2 separate regions of the Mus musculus genome follow, and region 2 is linked to region 1. The links are chromatin loops, found by intact Hi-C in ENCODE. Cell type or tissue: left cerebral cortex. All regions are shown on one strand. Region 1 has its middle 130 kb from the start of Gm35355. Region 2 holds the start of Gm35355 (a long non-coding RNA gene).

Region 1 (8,000 bases):
GTCCCCTCTCCCCCTGCTCCCCAAATCACCCACTCCTGCTTCCTGGCCCTGACATTCCCCTATACTGGGGCATAGAACCTTCACAGGACCAAGGACCTCCCCTCCCATTTATGACTGACTAGGCCATCCTCTGCTACATATGCAGCTAGAGCCATGAGTCTTCTAACTAATTAAATTGTAAGGCATATGGGCAATTCTGGCTAGAACTCTGGTCATGTGAGATCCCACACACAGACATACAGACACACAGACACACAGATACACAGACATATAGACACACAAACACGCACACACAGTCACACACAGACACACACACACAGAGAGAGAGAGAGAGAGATAGAGAGACAAAGAGACAGAGAGACAGAGAGACAGAGAGACAGAGACAGAGACAGAGACAGGGAGAGAACAGGTTTTTTTTTTCTTCCAGAAACCGTAGTTGACTTTAAACATGCTTACATGTGCACCAAAAAGGAAATGGATGGGCTGGCAAAGTCATTATTGAGGAGATTTTGACACATAAGTTGAGAACTTCATTGCTAGAAATCACATTATGGCTCAGGACTGTTAAGCACTTTAAATGTAGCCATTATGAGCAGATATATACATTTAGCTATAAAATTATATACTGAATTTTAAAGGCAGCATAAAAGCTTAATGTAACAGTATTTCACAAATACCTAAAAATTTTATTATGTGTTAAAATGATATGTTAAGTGTATTAAGTTAAATATATTATTCATATATTAAGCTCTACATATTAAAATTAATTTTAGCATGTGAGAATATCAACATATTGGATAATCAACTATTTGTTACTTTGTATGTAATATAAATATATATCATTGTATATTGATATATTAATTGATACAGTTAGCTAACACATTAATCATACAAGTTTAATGATCTGTATTTGTATTAGTACATTGAATGATATATTTAATGATAATTGACTAATATGCTGATCTACTAAACATTAATTTGTCAAAATTAATTTTTTCATTTTGCCTTTACCTTTTGGAAGCATATATCTATATCTATATCTATATCTATATCTCTATCTCTATCTCTATCTCTATCTCTATCTCTATCTCTATCTCTATCTCTATCTCTATCTCTATCTCTATCTCTATCTCTATATCTATATCTATATCTATATCTATATCTATATCTATATCTATATCTATATCTATATCTATGTCTACACACACATTTTATATATATATTTCACTGTGACTCTGCAGGTATCATGGGTCTACATACATCAGACAGTCTCTTAGTTTACCTCATAGGATAAACGTCTTAAAGGATAAGTCATTCTGTGTCTGAAAAGAACCTTAAGCCTGAAGATTCAGAGTCACTCAAGCAGCAAGCTGCAAGATCCACCTGCTCCAGTTTCACCCATTTTCCATGGTAGATAACTGAAGGGAAACATAATTGAATTCATTGAAAAACAGTGTGCAGTTGCTAATGCAACTATCTCATCGCTATAGCAAAACTATCTGGTAAAAATGACTTAAGAAGGAAAGGTCCTGTCTTAGTCTGTGTTCTGTTGTTGTGAAGAGACACCGTGACCACAGTAACTCATTTAATTGGGGCTTGCTTGCAATTTTAGAGGTTCAGTCCATTATTTTCATGGCAAGGAGCATGGTGGCACAGATTTCGACATGGTGCCAGAGACGATGACAGTTCTTCATCCTGATCCTCAGGCAACAGGAAAAGAGAGGAAGATGCTTGGCCTAGTTTGAGATTTGAAACCCCAAGACCTCAGTGACACAGTTCTTCCAATATGGTTACACCTCCTAATCCTTCCCAGGTAGCACCACTCTCTAATGGCCAAACATTTTAACATATGAGCCTAGGGGGACAACCCTATTCAAACCATCACAGGTCCCCAGCTATTTACATTAGAGTGGGTCTTTTCACCTCAGTTAATCCAATCTGGAAATTATTTCATAGTCACTGGACCAAGTTTATCTCATTAATGATTCTAGATCCTGTGGTGTTGACAATCAATATTACCATGATACCCACTACCCCCTTTATTGCTTGCATTCATTCATTCATTACACATATGTATATGTATATAGTATATATACATATGTGGGCAAGTGTGCCATGTTATGTGTGCTCAGAGGACTTGTACAAGTGTGTTCTCTTTTTCCATCACGTGGGCCCTGGAAATTATTTGAGTTGTCAGGCTTACGTGCGGTTGCCTGTATTGGCTGTGCTACCTAGTCAGTCCCCTCATGGTCTTCTTAAGAACAGTTGAGGTAATCTCATACAGAAGGTCTAGAGAACCATTTGTGGATGTTTTATTTTCTGTGTAATATCTCAGCAAGCATGTGAATTCTTGCATCTTCTCACTCTTCTTCGAAACCGTGGCTCCGATTTTGTTCACTCCATAAAGCCTGCCATTCTCCCCTCGCTCCCCTTGCTGTGTGCATTTGACATTCCACACAGGTTAAGCACAGATGTTGTTTATCATTTACGCATCAATTCTAGCTTCACCTACAAGAAATCTCAGCTCATCTTGAATTCATGGTATTCCAATCCAGGGGACAGGTTTTTCCACTCGAAACTCAGAGTGTCTTTTGTTTTAGCTGGTGCCACTTCACTACCTGGGGTTTTGTGTATTATGTCTGAAACTCTAAGACAGATGGAGGTTTTCAATTCATGGTGGTGGTATTTATTGCATGGATAAGAAAGGTAGCCAACTTTAAGATGCTGAACAGCTTTCTGCAATTATATTCTAACTTCCTCAGCAATGACCACCTGGACTCTAGGGCTGCTTAATCCATAAATGGAGAAGACCTTAGAAGACCCTCTATTCGAGAACAGAGTTACAGTTTTGCTTTGAATCATCAGGAGACCCTGGTGGATGATGTTCATTGACTTGGATTTCTTCCTCCTAACCTACCTCCTGTAGGTATCTTTATCTGGTAGAAAGAATTTGGAAATCACATCCTAGGGACCACCGCTGATATGAGGTCTAAGGCTAGCTAGGTGTGTATGATCAGGCGGTGAATGAAGCCACAGGACAGATAGAGACTACCAAGCTCAAGGTAAACCTTGCAAGGTTGCTGTGAGGATTCTATGAGAATCGTGACATCATAACAAAGTCCCACTGAACAGAAGTAGAAATGTTATTGGATTGCATGTGATTGGTGTCTGCAGAGAGGTTGGAGTGAGTGTGTTTTAAGACAGTGGGCTGGTAAAGTGAGGAAAGTTGGATGCTGACTTCCTGGATCCATCGCACCGGATGTAGCAGCTCAGTTTCTTCAACATTCTTATACCATCAAAACCCTTATCATGGTCAGAGGGCCTTCTGCTTAAACTTGCTTTGAAGACTTCAGCTATATGACCTATATGATGCATTTGCTAAGCAAAGTTTTCAGGATTATATATGTATGTATTATATTATAAGTGTGTACATATACATTATATATACATGCAAACATATATTTATATATTATGTAACATATTATATTATATTATATTATATTATATTATATATAAATGCTGGCTCATTTACCCTTGAAATTACCTTAGGAATGTATGTCATTACTCACTCTGACTTACAGATGGGAAAACTGAGGTACATAGAGGACAAGTGAATGTTTAGGTTAACAAGGAATAGACCAGAATTAGCGTGTGTAATCGGTATACTCTTTAAAAAATATATTGCATTTATTTATGTATTATGTATGTATGTATTTATTGTGTCTGTGCACACAAGCACACACAGAATTGTGCAGGTGTGCAAATGCCTTGAGTATTTATGTAGGTGACAGGAGAACGTGTAGGATGTTGTTCTTTCCTTCCACCCATGTGGATCCCAGGGACTGGAGGCAGATCTTCAAGCTCAGTGGCAAGTGCTTTTAGCAACTGAGCTATCCTATGATCTCACCTATGCTTTTAGCTCTTAGGTCTTTATTCACAGTGTGTGCATGAGGCAGACCCTCCCTCATCTCCAGGGTTGCATCAGGCTGTCCTTTACCTTCAGGCATTCCTTGTACCTTTCCTTACCTGAGCATTCATCTGTTTTTCTGGTATCTTAATACCATTTAGCCTTCCTGCAAGCCATGACCTTTTCTGTTGTAGGCTGATGGGCACATTACCCCATATTGAAATTTCTGATAGTTGTCTGTGTCCTCTACTGAGAAGCTGTGATATCTTCAAGTTCAGGGACAATCTCTCCCTTTGTGTCACCTGTGCCTAATCTTGTAGACACCAAGTGAGGAGTGGTGTAAATGACTTCTCAATCTGGCCTATTCTTCCTGAATAAATTCATTACTTACCTCTGTCATCCTCACTCTGAGATCTTTTATGTAGCAAGGATAGACAATTCTTCTTTAAACACAGTTATGAATGACAGGTTAGTGCTGACTGTCACCCCAGATCTCTATTTTATAGTATAACAGATGATGACACCATCTCCTTTTTGAAGTCCAGCTGGTATCCCCACAATTTGGTCTCCCCTATCCTATATTTCCCGTGGTGTTTTTTTTCCCCAATCTGGGCTTTTGATCCCCTCCAGTACCCTTCCTCTCCTTTGTCTCATCACAGTTACAAAGACTGTTTCAAAAGCCACATGGTCCAGGACGCTTGCTTAGGCCCCTCCTTTTCTATTAATAAAACAAATCTTAGGGCTACTGTCTCTGGATCTTCCCCCATCCCATTCTACCTTTGAGAACTTTGCCTCTAGGTTGTTTCTTTAATCTTTTGTCTCTAGTGAGCCTATATAGTCTTTAGTGGTGATGTTTATTTTTTTTAGGTCTATGCTACTTTTGCAACTCAAGCAGAATAACAGACTCATCTCAGCAGATAATAAAGACCCACAGTGCTGATGTTAATTGATGTTTCTTTCCCAGGTACTCTGCTGCCTCCTAGTGGCACGGGGTGGAAGCTTCCATCTGGGTGATAGTCCCTTTGAGCTCCAGCCATGGCCAGTTCCCTTTGAATTGATGAACTCTGTCATGGACAGTAGACTTGAAACCCAGGGCTGCCCCTGATAGTTTTAGAAATGCTGCTCCAGCCAATAAGGAGGGCTTCAGCTGCCCTAGCCTGGGTCCCCCTGATGGGCAATTCTGCTTTATCCCCTGGAACTCCCTGTGGAGAATGATGTCATCCCCCACCCCAACCCCCATCTCAGTACCTTTCTCCTTTCTAGTTACAGTCCTGATGGTTTGTTGGAGTCTTTTATGTGGCCTTGTTTTTGCAAATTTACTCTTAGTTCTTAAGGCTACAGTGTAGCACATACTAACATTTAATGACTAGAGAATGCTTTTATTTTATTTTTTTTTCTAAATTGGGGACTGGAACAATTACTCAGTGGTTAGAAACTTTGCTGCACAAGTGTGGACATTAGAGCTGGGCTCCTCAGTCACCACATAAATGCCAGGTGTCCATAATGGTCCTTCTGCAATTCCAGCCTCCAAAGGCGAGACAGGTGTTCCTCGGAGCAAGGTTTCTAAAGAGAGTAGCTATATAGGCAAGCTCCGGTTTTGACTAAGAGACCCTGCCTCAAAGGATAAGGTAGAAGGGTGAAAGAGGATACTTAACATTGACCTTAAGCCTGCTCATGCACACTCAGACATGCATATGTCCACATATAAATATGTGCGCACATATACCTGAGAAATGGAAAAATAAAATATCTAGATCATAAAAGAATATCTGAATTTGCCGTCTCCCCAAAGAGCTCTAAAAAGAACCTGTGATGTGGTCACTTCAGTGAGATGTTAAATATGAGAAAGGAAAGCTGAGACCACAAGTTCACCATGGAAACATCAGATGTCATTTTGGTGGAGGGTTGCAGAGAAAAGCACCCTGTACCAACACAGTGTTCAAAGACCAGGATCTGTAACCTGTAATTGGTGGTACATTTGTTTCTCAGAGCATCTCCTAAGGGTGTGGCCAGCACTGTCATGAAGCAACACACCGATCATAGGGTGATATATCTCTGACAAGACAAATATGTCAAGAGCAATTACCACCAGGCTAGGATCCATTTTTCTGGAATGCAAAAGGCACAGATTTTATAAGAATAGACTAGGACCCAAAAATTCCATCACAAATTCTTTCTCTTTCTTCTTTGTGTACACTAGTGTGTCTGTGTGCGCGTGTGTGCGCGCGGGTGTGTATGTATGTGTGTGTTGTGCGTGTGTAAATACAGGTGTCCCTGAAGGTCAGAGCAAGCACTGGTTCCTCTGTAACTGGAGATGGTCCTAGAAACCCAACTCATCTTCTGAAGGCAAATCAAGTTCTCTTAATCACCAAGCCACCTCTCCAGCAAGTCCCCCACCTTGCTTTTGAAACAAGGTTCCTTATTGGCCTGGAACTGGTCACATAAAGTAGACTGGCTGGCCAGAGGATCCCAGGGATCTTGCTACGTTTTCCCTGATGCTGGATTGCAAGTAAATGCTACCGCACCTGGTTAATTTTGGATAGGGTCTGCAGGTGGAACTCTGGTCTTCACGTGTGTGGAAGGCCAGCACTTCCCTGACTGCCACCTCCCAGCTCCTCTCACAAGTTTTCTTTTTTGCTCTTCAGGTACATTTTCTGTTCACAGAATTTCATTTCTTAAAGGGAACAGATGATCTTTAATATTCTTCCACAAATTAGCTCAGTGCCTGGGACTTGGGTGTTTAAAAATGTTCGTTGAATGAATAAAAGGCCTACAGCATGAGATGCTGAGACGTTTTGACTTTTCATTCATTATGCATCCTTTCAATTCCCAGCCTGTGTCGTTAATATTTCAGATCTGGAGACTAATGACCTATATCAGCACTCCCATAAAACACATGAACTCTTTGCTGTTTATCACCCTTCCTTTGATTTTTTTTCAATAGTTTTCTTCTCTCAGACTGCTCCAAAGCTCCTAATCAAAGCTCCCAGCTGCCGCTCTCATGACACACAATATTCTTTAATTCCACTTGTCTTATCTATAGCCATGCCAAGACACTTATTTGTTACTAGGCTGCTGGGTGCTTCACAGTTGGAACTACTGAACATCATAGTTCATTCCTGCAAAGACACCCTCCATAGCTGTCTGCCTTGAGTACCCTTCCTTTGTGCCTCTCGCCAGGCTCAGGCAGTTTCTCCCACACAATCCCTCCCAGATCAGCTGCTCATCTTATCCCCGCTGTTGTCACTGTTAATTTCCAGGTTAAATCTTATAAGTGGAAATTGGATCCCCAGCTGGAGATGAAAGACAGCTCTTCAGAGAAGTCATAACTGTAGTCTGTTGCTCGGTGGGTATAGCAGTTGAAGATGACGGATTTCAGAGCTTTGGAATCACCATGCTGTCCGTCTAAGGGCAACTAGGGTGGAGATTACCTGTTTCTAGGGAGCACGATATTTGTCCCCTTTTACTTATGGCCTGTGTGAGGGAGATGTGAGCCAGGTAAGAGAGTTTTCAGTAGTTTCCTGTCATTTATGAGAAATAAGTTAGATAAAGTGATAACGAAAGCTAGGCAGCAAGTGATATATAAAGAAATGGCCTGTCTTCTAGGCATTCAGCTATCTAAAATACAGGAAGTCTTTCTCTCTTCTCTCTAGAATAGAACCGTTTGACTTCTTAGATTTAAACAGTAGAAGCCCCAGAACAGGGGAACGCCAGGGCCAAAAAGGGGGAGTGGGCGGGTAGGGGAGTGGGGGTGGGTGGGTATGGGGGACTTTTGGTATAGCATTGGAAATGTAAATGAGCTAAATACCTAATTAAAAAAATAAACAGTAGAAGTAAAAATATTTCAGATAGTAAATTTTGTCTTTTGAAGAAATATTTTACAATTCCATGGTTCCAAATGGAACACCTTTCATTTATTTATTTATATTTATTTATTTAAAAAGCAGATACTTTGAAGTAGCTACCATTTTCAAGGGCTGGGGTTATCAGTTCAGTAGGACACACATGATCTTATCCTTGGCCTGAGGAGGTGGCTCAGGGAGTAATGTGCTTGCCATCCAAGCATGAGAACCTAAGTTCAGATCTCTGAACC
Region 2 (8,000 bases), 130 kb before region 1:
GGAATATCAAGAGGAGAACTGAGCCAGTCCTGCTAGTTAAGATTGCTAACTACCCATCGAAACAAGTACCTCATGCTTACTGACTTACATGCTTATCATTTTCTCCATTCATTTCTTACCTTATTATTTACTTCCCTGCATCTACTTGTGTTTATTTCAGATTTCCAATTTCCTGTGATGAATAGTTTCTTTTTCCTTATTAATATTTTCTCTGACTATATTTTAAATAAATGTGTTTACACACACATGTATCAAATGTATACATCTTTTTCTAAATATTATTTCACTTCATTCTATAATTTGGATATGTTGTTTTCATTATGTCAGAATATAAAATGTTTAAAGCTTTATGAATTTCTCTTTGGTGTGTGCATTGTCTAAAATATTAGAGTTCAATGATAATATAAGCCACATTTGTGGTTTTCTAAACCACACATTTATGATTTTATCATAAACTTTGAGTATCTGGAGAGATGGTTTAGTTGCTAAATCCTTTCCTTGTAGCCATAAGGATCTGAGTTTAATTCCCAGAACACATGTAAAAAGCAGGACACAGTGGCACATACATTGACTTCAGCAGTGGGTCAGCCATGACAGATCTTTGAGGCTCATTGAGCAATCAGTCTTGCCTAATTGGTGAGTTCCAGCCCAGTGAGAAAATCTGTGATGGCTAGTTTCTTGTCAGCTTGACCCGGGTTAGAATAATCCTAGAAGAGGAGACCCCAGTTGAAATAAAACAACCCTATAGGATTGGGTTGTAGGTAAGCCTATAGAGCATTTTCTTAATTAGTGCTTGATGTGCGAGGGCATAGATCATTGTGGGTGTTGCCTTCCCTGGGTTGGTGGTCCTAGGGTCTAACCAGGCTGATCAAGTCACGAGGAGCAAACTAGTAAGGTGCACCCCTCTAAAGCTTCTGCATTAGCTCCTACCTCCAGGTTCCCACCCTGTTTGAGTTTCTGGGCTAGATTTCTTCAGTGATGAACTATGGATGTAGAAGCACAAGCCAAATAATTCTTTTTCTGCCCAACTTGTTTTTGTCCACGGTATTTTGTCAGAACAGTATTCCACACACTATGACAGAACCTTTTTTAGAAATCAAAGTTCATGACCTTGAAGAATGTCAAGTTTCACAAGCCCCTCCCCATGCACACATGCAAAGCTCAAGCCACCACAGACGTTGCTGCTCTGGTTGTGCTCTGCTGTGTGGCTACATGGTGTTTTGAACTTGCCTTTTCTTCTGGTGTTTATTGATTCTATTTCCTTTCTGCTTCAAATATCTTATTTATCTATTTTGTGTATGTGCAAGCATGTATGTGTCAGGACATGCATGTGAATTTTCAGAATCTGTTCTCTCTTTCTTCCATTGAGTTCAGGTTTCCAGACTTGATGTTAAGTGTCTTTACCTGCTGAGGCCTCTCATTGTGTCTTTATTTTTGTGCTATTTTATGTGGCTTAATGTTTTGCATGCATGTATGTCTGTGCACCACATGTGTTCCTGATGCCCACATAAACTAAGAGAGGCCATTAGATGAGCTGGATTGGAGTTAAAGACAATTATGAGCCACTATGTGAGTGCCAGGAATTGAACCTGAATCATCTGGTGGAGTAGCCAATGCTGTAAGCCTTTCAGCCATTTCTTCAGCCCCTTGTTTGTTTGTTTGTTTGTTTGTTTGTTTGTTTCTTTCTTTCTTTCTTTCTTTCTTTTAACAAGGGTTTTTCTTTATTTGTTTAAATTTTGTACTATTAATCTTCGTGGTGTCAGACTACTTTGGCTATATGAAGACTATTTTATAGAATGTGTGAAATATCTTTATGTCTTAGAAGAGGAAGTGGATGCTTACATAAGCATTTTTTACATCTAATTATTTTATCAAACTTATTAATCTATTTTTCTTGTATTATTCTTTATCTATGGTATTATGGGATGTCATAAAGTGTCACAGAGTTCAAATGTAGCATTTCACCAGCAAGATATATTTCTAATTAATAAAAAGTGTTGACCTTTAGGTCAGCAAGATGAGTGACTGGGTAAAGGTACTTACTGCCATATTTAGAACCATGACTTCAATCTGTGGGGACCACGTGGTGGCAGAGGAGAAGTGACTCTCATGAGCTGTCCTCTAATCCCCACACTTGCACGGTGTCACATGCAAATCTACACATGTACAGAAATACACATGATATGTAACATCCAATCTAGATTACATAAATATTTCATAATAAAGTCCAGAGAAGTGATATTTTCCACTTTCTCAAGCTTCTGAGATACTATGCCCATATGGGAATATTCACACTGATCAATGCTGCTGTGAGCATACGAATGCGTAAGGAGAGAGTTTTTCCCTTATAAGAAAATATTAATGATTTATTTTTCCACAATGACATTTGAATTAAAGAAGTGACTATATGTGACTGAATGGTAGTCTGTCCCTCTCTCTCTCAAGAAAAAAAATGTGATCTCAATAATATCTATGGCTGACAAGAAAATCAGAAGACATTTTAAGCTGTGGTGAAATATGCAACAATTATACTGTTTTTAAACTTCATGAATACATTTAGCTTTCCACAGCTTAAAGAAATACCAGTAGCTTTAATATCCATAGACAATACAAGTATCTCACCTTACAGATGCAAAGCCTTAAATCCTGACCACCATCAACAGGTCTTTCTCTTCACTTACAGTTGTTTTTGTAGTTAGCACTAAGGAGAAATAGAAAAATATTTATTATTAGATTAATAATGATTTATTGTAAAAAAATCATCAAAGAGAGCAAGAGAGAAGAAGGAGAGAGAATTATCTTTGACTGCAGAATATGTATAACCTGGTAGTACAAGGGTTGTTGAGAGAGTGGCCCTTTAAACTGTAGTACTGCAATTGATCTCTGTATATTTCCTGGTATCCGTCCTTTTGAAATGAGCATAAGAGCCAAGACTATTGGCTGCACTGTAGATCTGTCACAACTCAGTACTGAAAAGATACCGTGCAAGTGAATTTAAACAGTCGGCTTTCTATCCCATATTGCCAAGAGCTCTGAGAATGATGAACCAAGTAAATGCTTTATTTAGGGCTAAGTGAGCTGCGGATCCCTCCAGCCTGACAGCGTTTCAGCCTGCAGAGTAAGACAGCAGCAGCAACAGAAGCAGCAGAGGCAGCAGCAACAGCAGCAGCCCCTTGCTCAAGTCCAGCAGGGGAGACTTGATCTCTGGTTAGTCTTGGAACTCAGCCTGTGGATCGTGCACTGTCCAGGGTCCTGAAATATGAACCAAACAGCCAGCGTGTCCCATCACATCAAGTGTCAGCCCTCCAAGACCATCAAGGTAGGATCTGGTTTTGTTGCTGTTCTCTGATTTTGTACAGGTGTCTTAGTGCATCTAAATTGCTTGTAGGCACTGGTTCATCAGGGACTGCTGGTGGAGAATACTGCTGGTGGTTTGAGTTTTGTTGCAGGCTTGATTTCAGGAAAGTGGCTCTGTTTGCTCATGTATGTAGACTGGAGACAGTAGTTTCCATAGATGATTCTTTTATACTGATAGCTGCATTTTTATTATTTGGCTGAGAATCTGTTTATGGTATGCTTCAGAAATAAACTTGAGTGAGCATCTAGGAGAGTTTCTGTTGTGTGTCGGTTTTCTTGAGGAAACTGGAGATGAATTTGTGAACTGCTTGAATCAGGAAACATTGCATTGGCTCTAAATCTGGACACTGCATCTTCTCATCATGTGTGTTTTAGAGTTTGTGAAAAGTGAATTCCTTGTTATAACCATTAAACTGGTGGTTGTACTAAGTCATACTAGTGAGTGTGCAAATGACTGTGGAGAGGGTAAAAACACCTGCTTACAGGTGTTACTATCAAACTTTGAACAAGTGGAACAACAGGACCTACTTTTTAAGTCCAATCTCTGGATGATGATGATGATGATAAATGAGTTGAAATAAATTTGGAGTTTATTTTCTGACAAAAATACTTGAAATTAAGTTAGAAAGCTCAGGATTTTGTTTTCTGTTCTAGTTCATACATGATGATCCATGGGACTCAGAATGACATGATTCTATGGAGAAATGTTCCCTGTCTTTCTGGGTTTGACCTGGATGTTTTTGTCTGATTACTTGGCATCTTAGACTTAGTGGTTAGAGCCTCTCAAGGTCTTGTACAAACACAATGATAACCTTACAGGCCATCTCTAGTTACTGCCACATGTCATTAACAGGAGCACACTTTTGCCTAAGGTGCTAGAATCCAAAAAACCTGAATTTTTATGATTTACAGGTCTTTTTTCATTTATATCTCTGGCCCTTGACAATGCTGCATTGACTGTAATTATAAGAGGAATATAATTTTCAACAATACTTCTTTCTCATGAACTTGTCTGACCTTTCTTGGTGACTTTTAGCAATAAATAGACCATAAACTGAATATTTCACTCTATTTATCTCCAGTTATGTTTTAAAGATACTGAGGTCTCTAGGATGCAGTCAACAGTGTATAATTAGACTCTCATCACATATAAACAGAGGGGGTTAACTGAAGTCATATAAACAAAGCAGGTTAACAGAAGTCACATAGTGTCCAAATCCAGATAATTTACACCCCCTATAATGGCCAAGACAGAATTTTCTGTAATGTGTCCAAGTTTAGAAAGGAAACATTGAGCTTTAGGATTTAAATTGTTCTCTGCTTATAAGATCCCTACATTCCTCAATTATATAAGCATACCACTACGGAGCAATGCCAAGAAATAAAACATATGACATTTTGCATTGTGATATATAAACTCTAGTAGGAAATAAGTGCTGGAGTCTGAACTGGGGGTAGAATTACAAACTGTCTAATCTACCTTTGTTTAGAAACCATAAAATGACCAGTGGCTTTCTGCTTATGCTTTTGAGGTCATAGGAAGCAAGCGCTTCATTTGCTTTTCTCTTTATTGGATAGACAGAAATGCATTGTACTTTCTGGGACTCAAAAATCACTTCCCTTATTAGTTCGCTGGCATTGAGTGCTCTCAGATGAACTGTGGAGAAGGAAAGAAAATGTTTCTAGAATCGGAGCTTTTCCTCAGCTTGCTGATCTTGCAGACGTTGGGTTTTTACCCAAACTGCAGCCATTGAATTGAAATGCAAAAGCCTCGTAAAAACTGGACGACCAACCACTTAGTAGTGCATTTTATTAATGGCTTAATGAAAGAATCTTGCATCAGAGCGCTGGGTGATTTGGTTAATTGTACAAGTTAAGTTTTTTTCTGTAACCTCCTATACTGCCCTGGGGGTGGGCAAAGATGCTTGTGAGGTTCATAAAGTAGAGTTGCCAGCATTGAACTATTAAGGGAGTAATTACTTGAGTATTTTCCAATTTGCAACCATAAAAAGGGATGAGTGGAAAAAGCTCTCTTACTTCGAATTATGTCCTCAATTATGAAACATTTATGGCTTTTGGAATTTATACTAAAAATGGCTGTCTATATTTAGGTAATGCATTAGCCCAGGAGCAAAATGCAATAACAACCTAAGGAGGAAAAAAAAAACCTATGATTGGGAGGGTTTTTGGAAAGCTATGGTGTACTGGAGATTAAAATACTCTTTGAACTTTTGCAAACTTAGTGTCATTTGTGATTGTTTAAGGTTAATTTCCCCCTCATTAAACTTATCTGACAACTCTAAGTCAAATGTTTTGGTAGACGTATGTTGGCCTAAAGATAATTACAACCAAGTTTAGGACACTGAAAATACTCAGATTCTGAAAAAGTTGTGCATTGCTCTACTTTAGAAAGGTGTTCTAGAAGCTTCGGGGGCTTTTCTTATGTAGTCAGAGTACAGTGAAGCTCTCGGGAGTTCCTCCTATTTGTCAGCACAGGAAATTATGTCTATTCCTTGTCTCTGGTACAATTAATGTTAAAAAGAATGGTCAATGGGAATGTATTAACTAAAGACAGGTGAAAACTCCAAATGCAAAACCACAAAGAAAAGTGTGTATGTGTGTGTGTGTGTTTCACACGTGCAGCTTGAAGAGTTACAAGTCTGCAGATGGTCAAACTCAGGTGCTGTTGCCAGGGAAAGCTGCTTGTAGTTATGTTTGTGGGTGATCCTGAGAGGTGGGGATGGTGAGGAGTTGGAAAGTCACATTTGGGCTGTTTCACATTCACTTTTGATATTTTGGCTATTGTCCAATTTTTGCCAGTTTACTCTGTGCTTTTTATTTTTGTTTACATGCATGCATATGTACCTGTGTGTGTTTGTGTGCACACGTGTGTGGGTTTTCACAGAGGCAAAGAAAGGGAACCAGATCCCCTGGCCCTGGAGTTACCAGAGATTCTGAGTCACTTAGTGTGGGTGCTAGGAACCAAACACAGGTCCTCTGAAAAACTATCAAGTACTCTTACATTCTGATCATCTCTTCAGCCCCAGCACCCTTTCTTTGAGACAAGTTTTGTGACATACTGGATCCAACCTATCCCTACATTCAAGATTGGTAAGAGAGAAAGGAGCAGAAACATCGAAGTCAAGGTGCCCAGCAGGTTTCCTGCTCGCTTTGGATGGAGTGCTGTGGGAAACACACTCATAAACCACTTCCCCAATGCAGAACTTGTAAAATCCAGTGAAGCTTTCCTTGAAATGAGTACATGTCTTTCAAGCAAGTTAGTTCTCAAGAATTAAAACAAAAGGAAATGTCTGACTACTCCAATTTATAATAGAAAGTTCCAGAAACTATCTGAGAAGGTAAAATGCAGATCGGAATATGGCGATATTATGAACTTCGTTTCAGACAAAAATTATATAGTAGTGTTGTGTTTGCTGTCTTGGCTTCATCTGGATATCTTGAAATTAATTGGAACCTTTTAGATAAATCTTAAGCTTACTTTTAAAGCACTTTTTCTGGTGAGTTTACAAATTTAGAAGTTTCCTTTTTTTTTTTGTTTATCTTTTAAGGGGAAAGGCAGCTGAATTTCCCCTTTCCCTCCTTTTATGCTTTAGATTTTATTTTTTGTTTCAAGTGTTTCAATGTTTATGTGCATATATACCATGTGTTCCAGAGCCTGTAGGAGGCAGGTAAGAAGGGCTCATCAGCTTTCCTGGAATTGGAATTACAGACTAGTATAAGCTGTCTAGTGTGAGTCTAGATCTTGAGAAAGTCAGTAATGGCTTTTATCTACTGAGCTATTTCTCCAGCCCAAAACTTTGTCGCTTAAGCCAAAACTTTGTTTCTTAAATGGGCAGATTGTATTCTGGTAATATCTTTCATATTTTAACATTCATACACACACACACACACACACACACACACACACACACACACACACACACACACTCAATAGCTCAATACATATGTGAAGACCAGAGGACAAAGTTGTGTAATCAGTTCTCTCCTCCTGCCTTCCCCTGAGTTTTCAGAATTGAACTCAGGTTGCCAAGGTGAGAAGCACATGAGTTGCTGAGCAATCGTGCTGGGCCCCTGAAGTTGGAAACTTTGAGTGAATTAATTATAACTGGTGATTCCTAAGTGATAAATCATATGCACTAAGGTGTATTAGGAATCCTCTAAAGTAAAGCATGAACGAGTTCTTTTCCCATCTAGGACACTCTCCCAGCCAGCCCTCTCTGTATATTCTCCATTTCTAGAGCTGTCTTGTTTATTTTCACCAAATTCAAACCTAGCTTCCAAATTCCACATTGACGAGTCTGTAAGTTCTGTTTGCATCAGTGAAATGCCTCAATAGACAAAAGCGTTTGCTAACAACTTGAAATCTATTCCCAGAACCCACATAGCGGAAGGAAAGAACAAATCCCTGCAGGTTGATCTCTGACCTCTATGTTCACATGGTGCCACGTGTGTGGTGTACACCCCCCCAGACAAACAAACAAACAAACAAACAAAGTAAAACGAAATGTTGCGTTCTTCCATGTCCTGATGGAATAGCTACTAGTATGAAGCCTTTAAAATGAATGTGTGGATCTTATTGGCTTCAGAGTATACCTTAAGCTAACAAATTGTGTTTGTAGCAA

What was found. A loop is a pair of places that touch in the nucleus more often than their neighbours do. Peaks named below come from ENCODE experiments on the same cell type or tissue, not always from the same donor. Only the 100,000 strongest peaks of a DNase experiment are listed, where the experiment ranks them.
Region 2: it touches region 1 in a loop (2.0-fold over the local background); 2 of 42 quality-filtered maps call a loop at or near these places.

What each region holds. Positions count from the first base shown.
Region 1 is chr1:124,715,202-124,723,201 of GRCm38, reverse strand. It overlaps a transcript of Dpp10 not described here. Among named protein-coding and RNA genes, the nearest start is that of Gm35355, 130 kb to the left of the region's middle. In left cerebral cortex, a CTCF peak has its summit at 4,885 (motif pointing left); DNase peaks (open chromatin) are centred at 4,898 and 7,114; H3K27ac peaks cover 488 bases.
Region 2 is chr1:124,841,038-124,849,037 of GRCm38, reverse strand. Gm35355 (a long non-coding RNA gene) reads right to left here and starts at 2,980. Exons shown (of 4, transcript XR_387345.3): 1 at 2,824-2,980; 2 at 2,623-2,701; 3 at 2,044-2,156. It also overlaps a transcript of Dpp10 not described here. In left cerebral cortex, no CTCF peak of the experiment used is centred here; DNase peaks (open chromatin) are centred at 3,074, 3,355, 3,632 and 4,852; H3K4me3 peaks cover 3,216 bases; H3K27ac peaks cover 3,110 bases.